Regions from separate parts of the Mus musculus genome. Here region 2 is linked to region 1. A link is a loop called in an ENCODE intact Hi-C map of the cell type or tissue named here. Cell type or tissue: gastrocnemius. All regions are shown on one strand. Region 1 holds the start of Eif4g3 (eukaryotic translation initiation factor 4 gamma, 3). Region 2 overlaps Eif4g3 (eukaryotic translation initiation factor 4 gamma, 3).

Region 1 (8,000 bases):
TGGTCTTCACCTCAATGCTGGGACTGTATACACCTCTCGCACACCAGACTTTTCCTGAGTGAATTCTGGAGTCTGCACTTGGGTCCTAACGTTTGCAACTCAAGCACACAGGACACAGGACACTAATTTTACCTCTGTCCACGTTGGTCATGTGACCTTGGCAAAGTCTCCTGTCAGCTTTGAGCTGCCTCAAAAAAAATTTTTTTTTAATAGTGTAGATGATAGCTAAACTTCTTTGGACCCCAGAGTCTTCATTTGTAAGAATAGGTATTTACCTATTTCTTGGGATTATATGAGCTAATGCAGTACTCCATATCTGCACAGTTCGGAGGTGTCTGCGACTCCTTTTCTGTCAATGTTACTGTGTCCTGGGGACAATGCCTCTATTGAGGGGCGCAGGTGTGGTGTGCAAAGTGTGAATGGATGTGGGGGGAGGAGACCTTATCCACAGGAGTTAGCCAAGCAAAAGAAGATGGGCAGCCGACTACAGGTTGTAGTCAAAGGCCCCTCCAGTCTTGGGGAAGACTGTGGGAAGATATCCACTCTACAGAGCTTAGGGTCAGTTTCTGGCAAGGCAGGCCATTTTGCATCCTAGAAGGGTAAGGTTCATCCTAGAGAAGGTGGGATCCCGTTTCTGAATCCGCTCCATCCCTTCCCAGCCAGGCGACCTTGGGGCAGTCACTTTTCTTCTCCGGGGCCTCCTCTGCAAAATGGGGCTCCTCGTTCCATTTCGCACTTTGGGCATCTGAGGACGACGTGTCGACATAATGCCCATGGCTGGCGACGTCAAGGGCCGGCGAGTGGCATCTGTTATGTTAATAAGTCCTTGAGGCGGGCGGGTTCCTAACTGTCGGTTTGTGCTCTGGCTTAGCGGTTCCCTCCGCAGCGCCTCGGTTTTTCCGCTCCGCCGCCTCTCGACGCTTGCTTGGCAGGTCTCGACGGACCGCGGCCTCGGGTGCCGTTACTATTGTTCTTCGAGGCTGAGCTCTCTCCCTACAGACGTGCCCTTCGGTCTCTCCCTCAGCTCCGCACCGCGCCGCGGAGATCCTCAGCCGTCCCGGATCACCGATCTTTCCCGAGAAAGAGTGTCAGCTCCTGCGGCGTTCCCGAACAGCGGCCGAAGGCGCTCCCGAGCGCTCCCGAAGAAGCCCGGCCGCTCGCGGTCTCCGGAAATAGCCGAGAGAGCTTGCCACCCTCGGTCTGCCGAGTCCTTCCGAAAAGGGCCGAAAAGCTCCGAGCGGCCGTCCTGCCGGACTGCTGGAGGCGGCCGCAGCGCCATGTTGGATGCTCTGCTCGTTGAGTGAAGAAAATCCGTCCGCATCGCCCGAGCCCCGCTACCGAGAAGGGCGCCGCTTCCCCCGGGGAGGGGGACAGAGACCCCCCGCCGCCGGCCCATGAGGATATTGCCGTGAAAGGTCCGGTCTCTCCGCCTCCTGCCCCTGCCGGGTCCGGCCCCCCCCTCCCCGGGGTCGCGTTGTCACGGAGACCGGCAGCCGGTGGTGCTGGCCCGCGGGGCGGCTGCTGCTGCCCGCGGCGGCGGCGGCGGAGGCGGCGGCGGCGGAGGGCGTGTGTGACCGGTCCCGGCCCCCTCCTCCTCCTCCTCCCAGCCTCCCCCCGGCCCCCCGCTCCCGCCGCCTCCCCGGGTCTGCCCCCATCCCGCCCCTCCGCTGCCCCCGGCCCCTGCACCCCGGCGCGCCCGGTCCCGCTCTGGGGGGGTTGGTGGCTTCGCTTTGCCATGAGTTTACCGCAGAAACCGGCTCTGAAATCAGGCTCAGCGGCTGCAGCAGGAACCGGACCCGGCACCGGAGCGGCGGCGGCGGCGGCGGTACCGCCTCCTCATCCGGCGGCAGCGGCGGCGGCGGCGGCAGTAGCGGCAGCGGCGGCCCCTCCTCACCCGAACATCAGGGCCCTCCAGACCCCGGCGCCCCAACAGTATCCTTTTCACCTTCCGGCGGTCCAGAGCGACCCTCGGTGGGAACCTCCTTGCCTGCCGTCATAGCCCGGCCAGAAAAGGGACGGGCAGCCGCTCTGCTCCCGGCTTGACCCGAGCTTTTGGGGTGCACCGGTGACAGCATTGCTGGGGACCCCGGGACCCTCTGCGGTACCGTGAACACTACTAGCTCCACCGGGCCGTGCCTCTGCAGCTCTTGTGGATCTGGGGGGAACCCTGCCCTTGGCTGCTCCCTCCCCTTTCTTGGGCAGAATTTGCTGGTGCCTAGGACCAGCCCTGCGGGCAAGGCTTTTCTGACTGTTGGGAGGCCCTGCCTTCTGCGGGGCTCGGTAGCCTCTCTAATTATTATTTAGGATTCATAGCAAAGTTTATTGCTAAATTTTCTGTTGGAAACGAATCAGCTCATTCCTGAGGTAAGTTGGGTCTTCAGTCTTTACTGCAAGTGTACAAAAAGCACCCCCCCCCGCTAGTGTTTTGTTTTATTTTATTTTATCGTATTTTATTTTTTTAAGCAATTAGAGTTGTGTTGTGGCTTGTGGTGGAGCCGGCTAAGGAGGAAATGTTACACTGGGCGCTTCCCTGTCTTTGACCTTTCTAAAGGAAGAGGAAGTTAACTCACATTACCCAGTACCCCCAGAAGTCTCACTTCTTCTAAGACTGGTGTTAACGCTGTATATCTTTTTTAAAGGGCTTTAGTAAGTTTGCTGCTCCGTAGGGTGGTGTCTGGAGGGTACCAGGGCTCCCAAGGAAGGGTCTTAGTTTTGAATGTGTCTTAATTTCATGGTATAGAAGTTGGGGCAGCTTTGATTGAAAAATCTTGGTACCTGGTATTTAAGTCAGAATAAAACGTCGAATTCACAGCTCCTATGGAGTAAAGGAAGGTGATACTCCTTTGGATCCCCACTGGGTTTCTCTGTGTAGCCCTGGCTGCCCTAGAACTTGCTCTGTAGACCAAGCTGCCCTTGAACTCAAGAGATCCGCCTGCCTCTGCCTCCTGAATGCTGGGATTAAAGGTGTGCGTTACCATCGATGGGCAAGCAGAGGTGTTGTTACCTATCTGAGAATAACATTTCATCATCTCCCCCGCCCCCACCCCCCATCCTTGGACTTGTGAAAAATGGACAAATGATTTTTGGATGTTCCCAGTGCTGTGTGGTTCTTGTGTTTGACTTGTAAGTGGTGTTGGGGCTAGTCATTTCTGTGTAGTTTGATTCTTGTCTGTATCAATTACTTTGAGAAGGGAAAAACACTTCCCCTTCTTGGGTCACCTCAGGTCATTGTTTGTTTTCTGTCCAGCGTTCTTTCTGTGTTCTTTACATATTGTTAGTCCACATCTTAGTGCTCCAGTGCTATGTGTGGAGTGATTTCATAATGTTCTGACCCTGCCCAGTTCTGTTCAGTTTCTCGCTTGCTCGCGGCTGAGAATGTTGCGTGTTCATGGAGAACCCAGTTGCTTCTGACCCACATGCGCAGCTATTGGCCTGTGAAGGAGCAGGTCGGCCGTTCAGCCTGCTTCGGGGTAGAATTGGGTCGCTTCAGTCTACCTAGCTTCACTTTCATACTTGCTTCGAATTCCGTTCTAATTTTAGGGTTGTTTTTCTTGATGGTCTGTCTGTGTTGGTAGGTTTCTGTCTCCGGACCAAGTGAGTTGTTCCTTACCTGCCTCTTTAAGCTGTTAGGGAGTTAACCAGAGGGATTGCACACTGTGTGTTCTGGACAGACAGACAGACCAGCAAGTAAGGGATCATAGTGTTGTACGTGACAGCGCTTGGTGAAGTTGGTGGCTTCATTGGATACAGAGCGGGGGTGCTGAGTATCCCAAGTATGCTTTTGCTCCTTAGAGCTCACAGCTGAAGGACTGGAAAAACTTGAAGCTGGTTACAACTTGGAAGTCGTGGTTGGACCTCCAGTTAGATTTTTATCTTTTCTTTAAAATAGAAGGAAGATGCAGTTGGGAAACAGGAAGGAATAAGGTGTTCTCTGCAGAGAAGATTATTCTAAACCCTTCATGGCAACCTTGGAGCCAGCCGTGCTGCTTGGAGGTTCTATTTTGCCCCATGTCATGGCGGCTGACATTTTATACTTGATGTATTCTACAATTCCTGCTTTACTCCGGCAAGATCGCACAGCTAAATAAGCATCTATCGAGATAGTAAAGGAAGCGTGGGCTACGGCCGGCTCAGAACGCAGCAGCGGGAAAATGTTGTCACCTGGTACTGGAAGAGGTCAGAAACCCAGTAGAGCAACTCTGCTTTTCAAACTGCAGGGCATGTGGGAATTTGGGTTTTATGCAGACACCTGCGTGCAGTAAGTCAGTGCCGTTGAAGCACTTGGAGTTAGAGCACAGAGCTGGCGTTGGCTCTTCCCATGGCTTAACTCCACTGCCTTACAGGGTGTGTGTGGGTACAGTTGCTGCAAATTAGTTAGCTTAAGCAGTGTATTAGAAAATGTGTTGGAAGGCGTTGCATGGCCAGGTGTCCTTCATTCGTACTGAGTGTTCACGTGTTCGTCGAAATGCAAGGTGTGTTGAAAACACAGGAATTGCATGTAAACTTGAAGCTGGAAGCAGGCATCAGATTTGCACTGCAGGACAACCTTCCCCCCCCCCTCCCCCCAGCCACTTGAAGGAGAAATGGCCACACTGATTGGAAATAGTCAATGGCTGGTCTCTAGCTGAGGGGGAGATGGGATGGCAGGCCTGGAAGGAGACAGAAAGCTAACATGAACAGTTGTAAACGCAAGGAGAGTATGCTGAGAGTTTCTTAACAAACCCGCTGGAAACTTGTGCTTGGTGAAGTCACAGCTTGAGAATATTTGTCTTGCGGTGTGCTTGGCTCAGCTTCCCCGTTGAGGTTGAGGTGACTCTGTTGAGAATATTGACAGTGGTCATCCTTTCTCTGGCTGACAAAATAACTGACGTTTTCATAAAAAACTGTCATGCTGAAGTTTTTCAGAGGGTTCCTGGGTTCCCCATTAACATCCCATATCTTTATATTGAGACTGCTGCCCACCTTACAGAAAATTCTGGATGAATAAACTAGAGTTATGTGCCCATTTGAGCAGAAAGTTTTTCCCATATGTTAGGAATACAGTATTCCTAACAGGGTGTGATTCAGGGCTACTGACACATTTCTGGTGAATCATCTTACTGTTTGGGGGCAACCAGTAAAAGCCAGTGAGACAGAGTAGGTTCTTTTTAGAAACAGAACTAGAGACCTGTGTCAACCAGAAGAGGACTTGTGTCTCTGGCTCCTTTGTCAAGAGTGTTCTTTCAGCCAGGCGGTGGTGGCGCACACCTTTAATCCCAGCCCTTGGGAGGCAGAGACAGGCGGATTTCTTTTTTTTTTTTTTTTTTAAGATTTATTTATTTATTATATGTAAGTACACTGTAGCTGTCCTCAGACACTCCAGAAGAGGGCGTCAGATCTTGTTACAGATGGTTGTGAGCCACCATGTGGTTGCTGGGATTTGAACTCCGGACCTTCGGAAGAGCAGTCGGGTGCTCTTACCCACTGAGCCATCTCACCAGCCCGACAGGCGGATTTCTGAGTTCGAGACCAGCCTGGTCTACAGAGTGAGTTCCAGGACAGCCAGGGCTACACAGAGAAACCCTGTCTCAAAAAAAAAAAAAAAAAAAAAAAAAGAAAAAAAAAAAGAGTGTTCTTTCTATCTTTGCAATACTCCTGTTGTCCCACCCCCCTTTTTTTTTCCTTTTTAAATCTTCTCTTCCATGGACATTAAGCTGGTCTGAAGTGGTGAAGTGTGTAATTTTCACTCTCTTTTTTTTTATTTCCCTCTCTGATAACTAGATCTGGATAATATTCATTTTCAGTATCTGCTGCTAGATGTCATACATGCAGGATTCTATTTAAGTTTTCCAAGGCCTCTAATAAGGTAGGTGTTGTCTGTTTCACAGACAAGGGTACTGATATGCAGGGAAGTTAGTTACATTTCCAGGGTCTCCTGTGCCTGTGAAAGGTGGTGTGTGAGCAGACTAGTGGCCGGTGGTGGCCTTCTTACTTGGCTGGATGTGTGTGGGCCTGGGAGGAAGTCAGAACTCTGCTGCATTTGAGAGAAGCCATGCCAAGTACTGTAGAACACAGCCATGGTGTCTAGGGTTTGAAGTAGTTCACAACAGCATACTGCTAGACAAGTAGGCTGTCTTCCCCTCACTGAGCCTAAGAACATGGAGGTCCTCTGATGGATTTAGCTCGGGTCTCTGCTTGTCCCAGAGTCAGCAAGGCCTCCAGCAGAGTACCATTATAGCTAGCAGCTGGCATTCTGAGGCTGTTGTGCTTGGCCAGCAGCTCAGCTCTCTTAAGCCACTCCCTCAAGAAATTGTCAAATCTTGAGTGCTCGGAGGCAGAAGCAGGCAGATCTGGAGTCAGGCTACACTATGAGACCGTGTCTCAAACCAAGCCAAATCAAACAAATGTTTGAAGGCAGATCCTTATACGAGGGAGAAAGGGAGATAGCAAAAAGGGGGATGAAGAGGGAGAGCCTTCCCAGGTGCCGAGTTAGAGCGCATCCGCAGTTGCACCTGGGAGTTTAAGCAGCCTCAGGTTGCTTTTCTGTATTGAAGTTTATGATGCATCTGGGTGGGGGGAGTTAAGGTCTGAGCAAGTTAGAGCCATGAGTTGTCAAGCTAACTTTTTCTCCGAGGCTTACTACCTTCGTCTGCTAACCTAGGCCTAGTCCTGGTAGCTTCTAGCCTCTGTACAATCTCATCTAGGCCTAGAATGTTTCCAGCCTCTGAAACTTATTGAATAAGCTCACCCTTTCTAGTTCTTTATGAGCACTGGCTGACTGGTTCAGCTCAGCTGTTCTGGCTCAAAACTCCTCTCCATGCTAATTCAATCTTGCTTCTTTCTCTCCTGAGTTAGTTTGACCTCATGCTAACTCTAGCAATCTGTTCTGATCTTCTGGCTCCTTCTCATTCTCTGGCTCATCTTGTCTTCACTTGGACATAGCTTGTTCTCTCTTCAACCTTTCTCTGTATGCCTGTCCTGGTAAAACTGCCCCTCTCCCCTCTCTGCACTGCTCTCTCGGTAACTTCCCTGCCCCCTCCCTCCTGAGGGTTGGGCAGATCCTATTCTGTTAAATCTTTCTCTGATTCATCACTTTGTCTGCCACTCAGTTTGACATTTCTTTTAAGCATGGTTGCTTCTTTCTACAAAGTAACTTTACCTTCCTTGTTTGAGATTAAACGTTTGTACTAAGGGCCTGTCTGTATTCTAGCTAGAGGGATTAAAGTTGGGTGCTAAGGGCTGAGCCACACCATAGCTAGAAAGGTTACCCCCACTCCCCACCCCTGTAAACAACACAATCTCTGGGTTCACAGAGTGATCAAATATCCTGCAACAAAGAGTAATCCATGTTCGAGAGCTGTCCCGCCAGCTGGGTTTTGCTTTTATGTCTGCCTCTCCCCAAGTTGTGGGGAGCCTAGAGGAAGCACCATAAAAAATGTAATCGTTAGAGATTCAGAGTGTCTTGTGCGTGACAGTATGAGCAGATTAACCCCATTTAACCCCATAAGCCCGTTGTCCTTTTTGGGGCTGCAGCTATGGCTCAGTGGCTAAGAGCCCTGGCTGTTCTTGTGTGGAGCCAGGATGTAGTCCTAGCACTCATGAGCGCTCACAGCTGTCTGTCACTTTGTCACTTAAGTTCCTGGGGATCCATACTCTCTCCTGACCTCCATAGGCCTCAGATCCATGGTGCCCAGTACATAAAATAGTAATAGATTTAAAATAAATCCTTACAAAAGGCCATTGTCCTTTTGATAATAGACTTTGAAATAATTTCTGTTCACCTTAAAAGACAAGATTGAGCTTGATAGTATTCGGAAGTGTGGGGTGTGAATTAGGCAGGGATTGTGTTTGTTCTTTTTTGGTTTTTCGAGACAGGGTTTCTCTGTAGCCCTGGCTGTCCTGGAACTCACTCTGTAGACCAGGCTGGCCTCGAACTCAGAAATCCGCCTGCCTCTGCCTCCCAAGTGCTGGGATTAAAGGCGTGCGCCACCACTGCCCGGCTTGTGTTAATTCATTTATTT
Region 2 (8,000 bases), 110 kb after region 1:
CCATGGCCCAGCTCAGAGTTCCTTAGCCCTGGGATTCCATCCTCATTATAGCACCTTTGACATTGTAAGCATGAGGAACCACTGACAGTTGAAACAGGAACACATGCACTGAGCTGTGTGCCACTGTCTAACTTAGCAGAGAGCTTGGCAGTCCTTCTGTGGCAGTACATTTAGATCTGCATCATCCTTCCTCCTGGTCCTTTGATTAATTTACCTGTAAAGATGTAGGATAGCATTGAACTGTTCTGTGCTCATTTGGCCTGTGTGATGTGTCTGTGCCTTTACTTATACAAAGCAACAGGACAGCCACTGTCCTTACAGCTGCGTACTGCAGCCAGATAGAGTCCCACTGCGATACAAATGCGCATCTTTATTTTCTGCACTTCACCATTAGGGCATTAAAAACTTAACTCAGGCACTTTGTTATTCTTAGGCTATGTGTGGCTCTCGTTGCTATTAAGAACTCTGAGTAAAATCAATGTATTTGGCAATCTTACACGCACATAGATGGTTTCCTTCTTTGACCTAGAAATCAAACCTGCTCAGCCCTACTTTCTCTGCCATTACAGTCATTGTCACAGCTTGGTGCCTGCAGTTTTTGGAATGATCACATATGGTTCTGTGATTAAAGTAGAAGTTAACAAATTTAATATTATCTGTGTGTATACAAATCTGGTACACAGACACCACATTTACTCTTACCATTTTATTTAATATTGTAGATAAGAATTCGAGATCCAAATCAGGGAGGTAAAGACATAACAGAGGAGATTATGTCTGGAGGTGGCAGCAGAAATCCCACTCCACCTATAGGAAGACCCGCATCCACTCCCACTCCTCCTCAGGTAAGTAGAGTGAGCATGACCATGGCGGTGGGCGCTGGGCACTCACTCATTGACCTCCTCGCTCTCTTCCGTAGCCACTCTGTCCTTTCCTCTCTGTCAGCTGTCCAGAGCCTGAGTATCTCAGGAAGCTTCGACAGACACGGTTCTCTTCCCGAGTTGCTTTCAGGTCCTACTGGCGATGTTTTCTGTGGGTTGGCTTCGCATTCAGAGCACAGATGCTGCCACACTTGCTATTGAGCTGTTCCATGCTATCCAAAGGTGCTTCGTGCCTTGGAAGCCACCCTATTGAGTGAGTAGTTATGAGTCCGCTGTGGAGCCTTAGGATGAAGTGCCGTGGAAGAGGGTGGTGTCACAGTGAGGATGTACGCGTTGTGGCCGGGATGCTTGAGAAGATTGTCCCCGTTAGAGTCTCGTTCAGGACCTACACAGCTGTGCTTCCAAGGCTGCTCTGTGAGTTTAGTCAGGCCTGACTGGTAAAGTATGTGGCTTTGGTCTTAGAAGAAATCGAAGAGTCCCAAGAAGAGCTAGGCTTGAGCAAACTGTGACTTGTGGCATTGAAATTGGTTGCCCAAGTTTGAAGCTTCTTACCTTGTTACTGGGTGACTTCCCAACGTAATCAGTCACCTGTCACCGAGAGCCCAGCAGACAGAAGCACCTGTTTAAGGGGATTGTTTGTTTGTTCTCATGGCTGGAAGGTGAGAGCCCCCAGAGCCGATTTACAAATGAGCATTAGACCAGAGGTAAGGCATGGCAGAGTAGCCAACCGCTGACTTGATTACCGCCACAGAGCCTCAAAGAAGTGCTCTGAGATATTGAGGTCACCAAGAGTAAGCGAGTTCAGTTCAGAGCCCTCGTAAACCTGTGACCTGTTGGCTTGAGTGGGCTGTGTTCCCCTTGGGAGTGATGGTCCTCTCTGTCGCAGTCCCCATTACAGAGAAGAGTATGTGGCCACCTCGGTTAGAGGGTTTCAAGGTTGTTACAGAACTTATTTTTGAAATTGTCTTCTTTAAACATTTTAAGTCTGAATGATTAAGAGTGTGGTTTTGTCTCCAGAATTGATCATGCAATGGGATAGTAGATCGGAAATGACCTACATACATGGTTTATTGACAGCCAGGTATAATTCTAGACATAGTGGCCTCTCGGACGGCCTGGCGGGTGCTGGAGTAGAACTTGCAGTTGGTTGGTGAGGACATGCACACTTTGCACCCTTTAGTCTCTTTGCAAACATCAGTTAAGATAGGGTGTAGTTGACAACTTGAAATTCCCACCTTGAAAATCTGTACCTTTCTGTATTTTAATTCTCTATATGGTGTGTCTGGTTAGGTTTTTTTGTTGTTTTTTTTAAGGATTTATTTTTGATCATGTATATATGTATACATGTATGTGTTTTTATGTGAATGTCTAACATGTGTGTGGATGTCCTTAGAGGCCAGAAGGTGTGTCCCTCTGGAGTTGGAGTTACTCTAGGCTGTTGTCAGCTGCCTGGTGTGGGTGCTGGGAACCTGACTCCATCCTCTGCAAGAACAGTGAGTGCCTTTACTAGTGGAGCTCTCTTGCACCCAGCCCATTCCTGTCTTCGGATCTTGCAAGTGTGACCCTGTGCCTTCCCAGCTCTTCTTCAGTCCTTACCCCCTTCCCTGGGACCACAGGCGCAAGCACAAGTCTTGGTGTCTGTATGGTGGGTGACAACTCAGATAGAGACAGTGATTGCTGTGGAGAGCCTCCAGTCTTGTCTCTTTTGTGTTCTTACATTTGAATCCACCCGTACAAATCTTGGCTCTGTGTATGCGTGGAGTCTGTGGGATGGATCGTAGCTGTTTAATTGATGAGTGTACTTTTCCTCTTAAAGTCAACAGCAGAAGCATTACAGCTTCTGGCTTCATTTCTGGGAGGTCATGGAAGCTGTGCCCATAGACGGCTGAACTTGGTGAAGGGAGATTATATCGTGTCAAAAAATACTGAGTCTGTTCTTTTCCTAAAGGCTGCAGGCTCTGAACATTGGCGCTGAGTTCTCTTTCTAGAAAGCCCTCGGCACAGGGCCTGTAATAGACATTTGAAGTTAGGACACGATCCTGGATCCACCTGTTGTTGTTGTTGTTGTTGTTGTTGTTGTTGTTGTTGTTGTTGTTGTTGTTGGAGACAGGATCTCACACTATAGCTCTGGCTGTCTTTTGTTCTCTAGACCAGGTTGGCCTGAACTCACAGAAAGTGTCTGCCTCTTTGCCTCCTGGGATCTGGTATTAAAGGTGTGGGCTCCCCCAACCCCGCCTGCCAGTCCATCTTGAATGGCTTTCTAGTTTAAGAGCTACTATGAGGACAGCCTTCTCTGTTGGTGTGTTGGGCCAAGCATGTTTTTGTTCTCATGGTGTACCTGCTTTTGTTTCCAGTTAGCAAGAAGTCTGGGTCTTTTTCTGCGCTGTCCAGAATAAAACTGTAGGTGGGTAAGCTGGTTCTGACAGGCTGTTTCCTTGGGTGTTTGAGAGTAGATGGTGCCCTCTAGTGGTAGCAGTCTTTATGTAGGCCTTGAAGTTGGGATTGCTCTGCCCTTAGCAGCAGCAATGTTACAGCTCTGGGCTATAAAGACCTAACCATTCTATCCTTCTCCCTGTACCCAGACTCCACAGTCTCTATCCAGTGGCCTTCAGCAGTGTTTATCCTTCAGGCTCAGCCTCTGCCCTCCCCTGCCATCTTTCTTTTACTTTCTTCTGCCCTGGCTGTTCTTAAACCATCCAGTTTCTTTTTCGTTTGCTGCCAAGCAGCCACTGGCTGCCTTGCCTCTTCTGCTGAGCTCTGCCAACTGATCACCTGCTGTTGACATGCCTACTGACTCTGCCACTGAAGACACTTTGATGTCTATTTTTTTTCTTGTGAGCTCAGCCCATACAGCGGAAAGTAGGCAAGGTACAACTTGTCAAGCCTTTTATTGGACCTAATGTCACAACAACAGGAAGGGTGACACTTGACAGCATCTCTCTGCAGAGTCAGTACTTGAGCCTCAACAGTGTGCGTTTGTATCCAGATGAGAGGTATTTGAGACAATCACAACTCACCTTGCGTGCAAACAAAGGCTGATGTCTATTCCAATCACAGGCTTTCTTCCTTGGGCTTTCTGCTAGGTCAGCAAGTGAGGTGCTCCCCTTGTGTCCCAGATGGTAAGGGCTACAGGGTCACCTGGAGTCCATCATGGTCTGTGCTAGCACAAACTGACAACTGGAGCAGACCTGGTTGGCTGTATGTTCAAGAGCTGGGGCAGACTTTTGTAATTGTGTAGTTTTTTTTCAGGCATCCCTGGAATGTTCCAAATGGCCATTGCTGGCATGCAGCGTGTCTACTGGCTACTGAACTACAGCCCTTCAGTTTAAGGTAGCCAGGATAGCAGTGGCACCCCCACAGCTAGGGGGCATAGGGAATTCCTAGGAAATCTACTTATCCTACCCTTGGTGTCTCTGCCTAATTACCAGGAGTGCTCCCAACGAGAGAGCTCTAACTGCTTATTCCCAAGGGTGACTTTAACTTGTTTTCATGTTCTTTTCTGAAATAAGGGCCCTGGCCCAGACTGATGGCAGTTCTTCTGCCCAGCCTCCTAAGGTTAGAATGGCAGACATGTAGCACTATACTTACAACAAATTGTAGCAGTGCTTTAACCCTGCTTAGCATCTGACCAGACTTCATAGCAGGTGGGATCCCATTACTTAACTCCTTTGAAGTCCCACACAGTTGCTTGTGCGTCCATAGCAAAGCTGACTGCTGGCATCCAGGCTGCCCTTGGTTTATGTTCAGGGTTGTACAGCATAGACTACACAGAGTGGCAGATCATAGAGACCGGGTACTAGTGGGTTAGGTGAGGTTGTATTAGAGAGTCCTGGGAGTTCAAGAATGGGATACAGACAGACCTTACAGAAAGATACCTTACAGAAAAATGTAATGTAGGAATATAACACACACAAGTTAGTAAACAGTTGAGTGCTGTACTTTGCCCCTGCTGTGGTTTCTAAGGCTCTCTTTTAAGGCTGACAGCACATTTTAGCTTGGCTTCAGTCTGCAGGTCTGTGCACAGGTCAGCTGAGTGAGGAGGTTAACCCACAATAACTGAATCAAGACAGCATTGCTCATAAATCGTGTGGGACTCAGGGGTCAGCAGGTCACAGGAAGCATGAAGGCATCAAAGAGATCAACCAGTGGGGCTGAGAGGGGAAGAAAGACCGGGTGAAAAGACTGGACCATGCCTTCTGTAAGGCCTGTGCCTATTCTCTGTCAGGCTCCCCACGGACTTCAGTAGTAAGGAAAGATGACTCTGGTGAAGGAGGCAGGTCTTCTTTTGTCTCAGTGTGTTGTCATAGTCATGGATGTGTTGGCTTTTCTGCCAGTGGGATTCATAAACAGCCACACATGGAACTTAACTGAGCTAAGCTGAAGGAGTCTGCATGGAACTCATGGCAGGCCTGAGTCACTGAAAGTCACCAGAGATGGCCGCTGAGGGTCCATTGACAGGAACAATCCTGGGGTCCACATGACGAAAACCTGAAGGCAAAGGGAATTTTTACTGTTGCTGTCTGCTCTAGGCGTCGGTGAAACTACAGGCTGTCTTCCCTAGTAAGTTTTTAGATGATCTCTGTGTGCCTCCTACAGATGTTATGTGTCATACACATAGAAAGTGTGCTTCCTGTGACCATGGCCCCACCAGATGGTCACCGTGCTTGGACGTAGATGTATGCACAGGTCTTAGAGAACGGATGCTTTTCACCTGAGAGACAAAGATTCCACTCTTAGCGCAGCCTAGTCAGTGTAACTACTACAGTGGAGAAGAAGCAATGGTATCCGCGCCCCCCCCCCCCAGTAGCAAGCCCTTCGGCCATTGGTGGTGGTTAGTGACCAAGAGAGGTTTCTATCCTCAGAATTACCTGCTGCGTAGCAGCTGGCCTCTGAAAAGGAACAGAAGAGATTAGATAGATAAAATTTTAAAATGTCCACGTGTAGTCAGTGATGTGTAGACCAGAAGGTGTTGGATCCCCTGGAATGGGAGCTACCATGTGGGTGCTAGGAATTGAACGTGGCTCCTCTATAACAGTGAGAAGTGCTCTTAAGTTCTAAGCCAATTCTCCAGCCCCCAAATAGATTTTACAAACTACTGTTCATTTTATTTCTTTCGCCCTCCTTTCTCACCACTTTTAGGATCAGCCTTCGAGTAAATAATAGCTGAAACTTGGTAAAGGGTCTTGTGGCAAGGAGCACAGGTCAGGGAAAAGTTGGAAACGGAATCATTGGCACATCTTGAATGTAAATCTTCTTCTGTAGTTTGGGGAATTGCCAGAGCCATAGGGGAGTTGTCCCTTACAGAACAGCTCCACACACACACCCCACCTCTGGGAAATGGAATCTGCGACAAGCCATTTCATGCTTTAACAACTAATAGCTTCATGCTGGGTTGGCAGCACAGGTACACTCCTGTGTTATTAGTGTAATTCGATCAGGAAGGAGGCAGGACAAACAAACAAGAAAATCCCGCTTTAACTTTTAAGTAGCGATCTTGTCATCCATGTCCAACCAACTCGTCCAATTTGGCACTGACGAGTTGGTTGCTCTCTTCTGAGAAGCGTATTTTTGTAGTTTTAAATGGTGATTGTAGTAAAGATGGGAGTTATTAAATTAAGTCACATTGTTCTTGTTAGTATGGTAGTGTTAGTACTAGCCCTTGAATGAAATGTTACTATTCAGTATGACGAGCCTTAAGGACTAAGCTGGCATGCATTCTTTGTGTTTAAATGCAATGTCATGGTGAACAGTGTCTGTTGCATGCTTAACTGTTTGGATTTAGAGTGAATTGTGAACTGGGTGTGGTGGTGCACACCTTTAGTCCTAGCACTTGGGAGACAGAAGCCAGGGGGCAGCCAGGGCTACAACAGAGAAACTCTGCTTCAAGCCCCCCACCCCCTAAAATAGCTGTTAGAATGGATTATACCCAAGAGATAACAAAACTAGATAAGATCTAGTTTTGGCAAAATATCTTCAGATACAATTTAGATTCCCCATTTGTCTTAAATCAGTCAGGAAATCTCACTGCCTTAAGACCAATTCTGAGTTTTCTTGCACTTCTGGGTAGAAGCCAATGAAGCCAGTGTTTAGGTTGTTTAGCCAGTGTGCTTTAGGTTGGTTATAGAAACCATCATTCTCATTAGATTTTGTTTTCCTAGTTTTGTAGACTACAGTTAATCAAACTCTGAGTGAGTTAGTCTTTGCTTTTAGAGCGTAAGGCTTCACTTTACATGTGTTATGAAATACACTGAGCAGGAGTAAGGGACTCCTGGCGGGCCTCCACCAGGGGATCCCTCTCAAATTTGCCAGGCCTAATATTAAAGGTTTATTGTGGGAAGGGAGAGGAGCAGGGACCTGGAAAGGGGGCAGAAGAAGATGGGGAGAGGTGAGAGGGACAGTTAAGGGCAGGAAGAGAGAAACAGGCTGACCAGGAACACTTGGGGGGAGGGGGAGACAGAGACAGAAACTGAGATGGAGGGAGGAGGAGGGAGACTTGGGTAGCAAGCAGTTCTCTCGAGTGCTGCTGCCCTTGTCTCTCACCAGTGGCAGCACGGGTAGTACTGGGAGATCGAGGTGACAGCAGCTGTTGCTAGCTAGCTGTTGGATGGAGCCTAGTAAATTGCACGCCCTCTGGACACTGGAATCAGCTGTGGTGGTGGCATGCGCACAGTTCCTGTTCCCTACCACCTGTTTTAAGAATGCCAGGCAGTGAGAGTGGAGACTGTAACCATCCAGAAACTGATGCACATTGTTATGAGGAATTAGCATCTGTCCTTCATGTTAGCATTCGATCTGTCCTTCATGTTAGGTCTAGAAAGTTAGAATAACTTCCTTGAACAAAGTAGCACATGCCTGTATCTCAGAGCTTGCAGGAGCAGGGGGAACAGAAGTTGTGGTCATTTTCAGCTAACTATTGAGTTCAAGGCAGCCTAGGATACATGAGACCTGTCTTTACAAAAAAGTGCAAATGAAAATTAACCTAGCTTTATGTCTGTACAAGTACAGGTAATCAATCTCTGGAAGTGACAGGAAAGAGAAGGTTAGGAGGTTAGGCCCCAGGTCTGAGGTCTTTTCAGACCCTTCTCGCTGAATGTATATGCATGTATACATTTGCATGTA

The links. Hi-C counts contacts between places; a loop is a spot of excess contacts. Peaks named below come from ENCODE experiments on the same cell type or tissue, not always from the same donor. Only the 100,000 strongest peaks of a DNase experiment are listed, where the experiment ranks them.
Region 2: it touches region 1 in a loop (7-fold over the local background); 9 of 42 quality-filtered maps call a loop at or near these places.

What each region holds. Positions count from the first base shown.
Region 1 is chr4:137,992,213-138,000,212 of GRCm38, forward strand. Eif4g3 (eukaryotic translation initiation factor 4 gamma, 3) reads left to right here and starts at 1,244. Exons shown (of 35, transcript NM_172703.3): 1 at 1,244-1,415; 2 at 1,770-1,932. In gastrocnemius, no CTCF peak of the experiment used is centred here; a DNase peak (open chromatin) is centred at 1,206; H3K4me3 peaks cover 7,320 bases; H3K27ac peaks cover 7,380 bases.
Region 2 is chr4:138,104,592-138,112,591 of GRCm38, forward strand. It overlaps Eif4g3 (eukaryotic translation initiation factor 4 gamma, 3), which reads left to right. Exons shown (of 35, transcript NM_172703.3): 10 at 723-845. Among named protein-coding and RNA genes, the nearest start is that of 1700095J12Rik, 30 kb to the right of the region's middle. In gastrocnemius, CTCF peaks have their summits at 3,361 (motif pointing left) and 7,426; a DNase peak (open chromatin) is centred at 3,352; H3K27ac peaks cover 5,257 bases.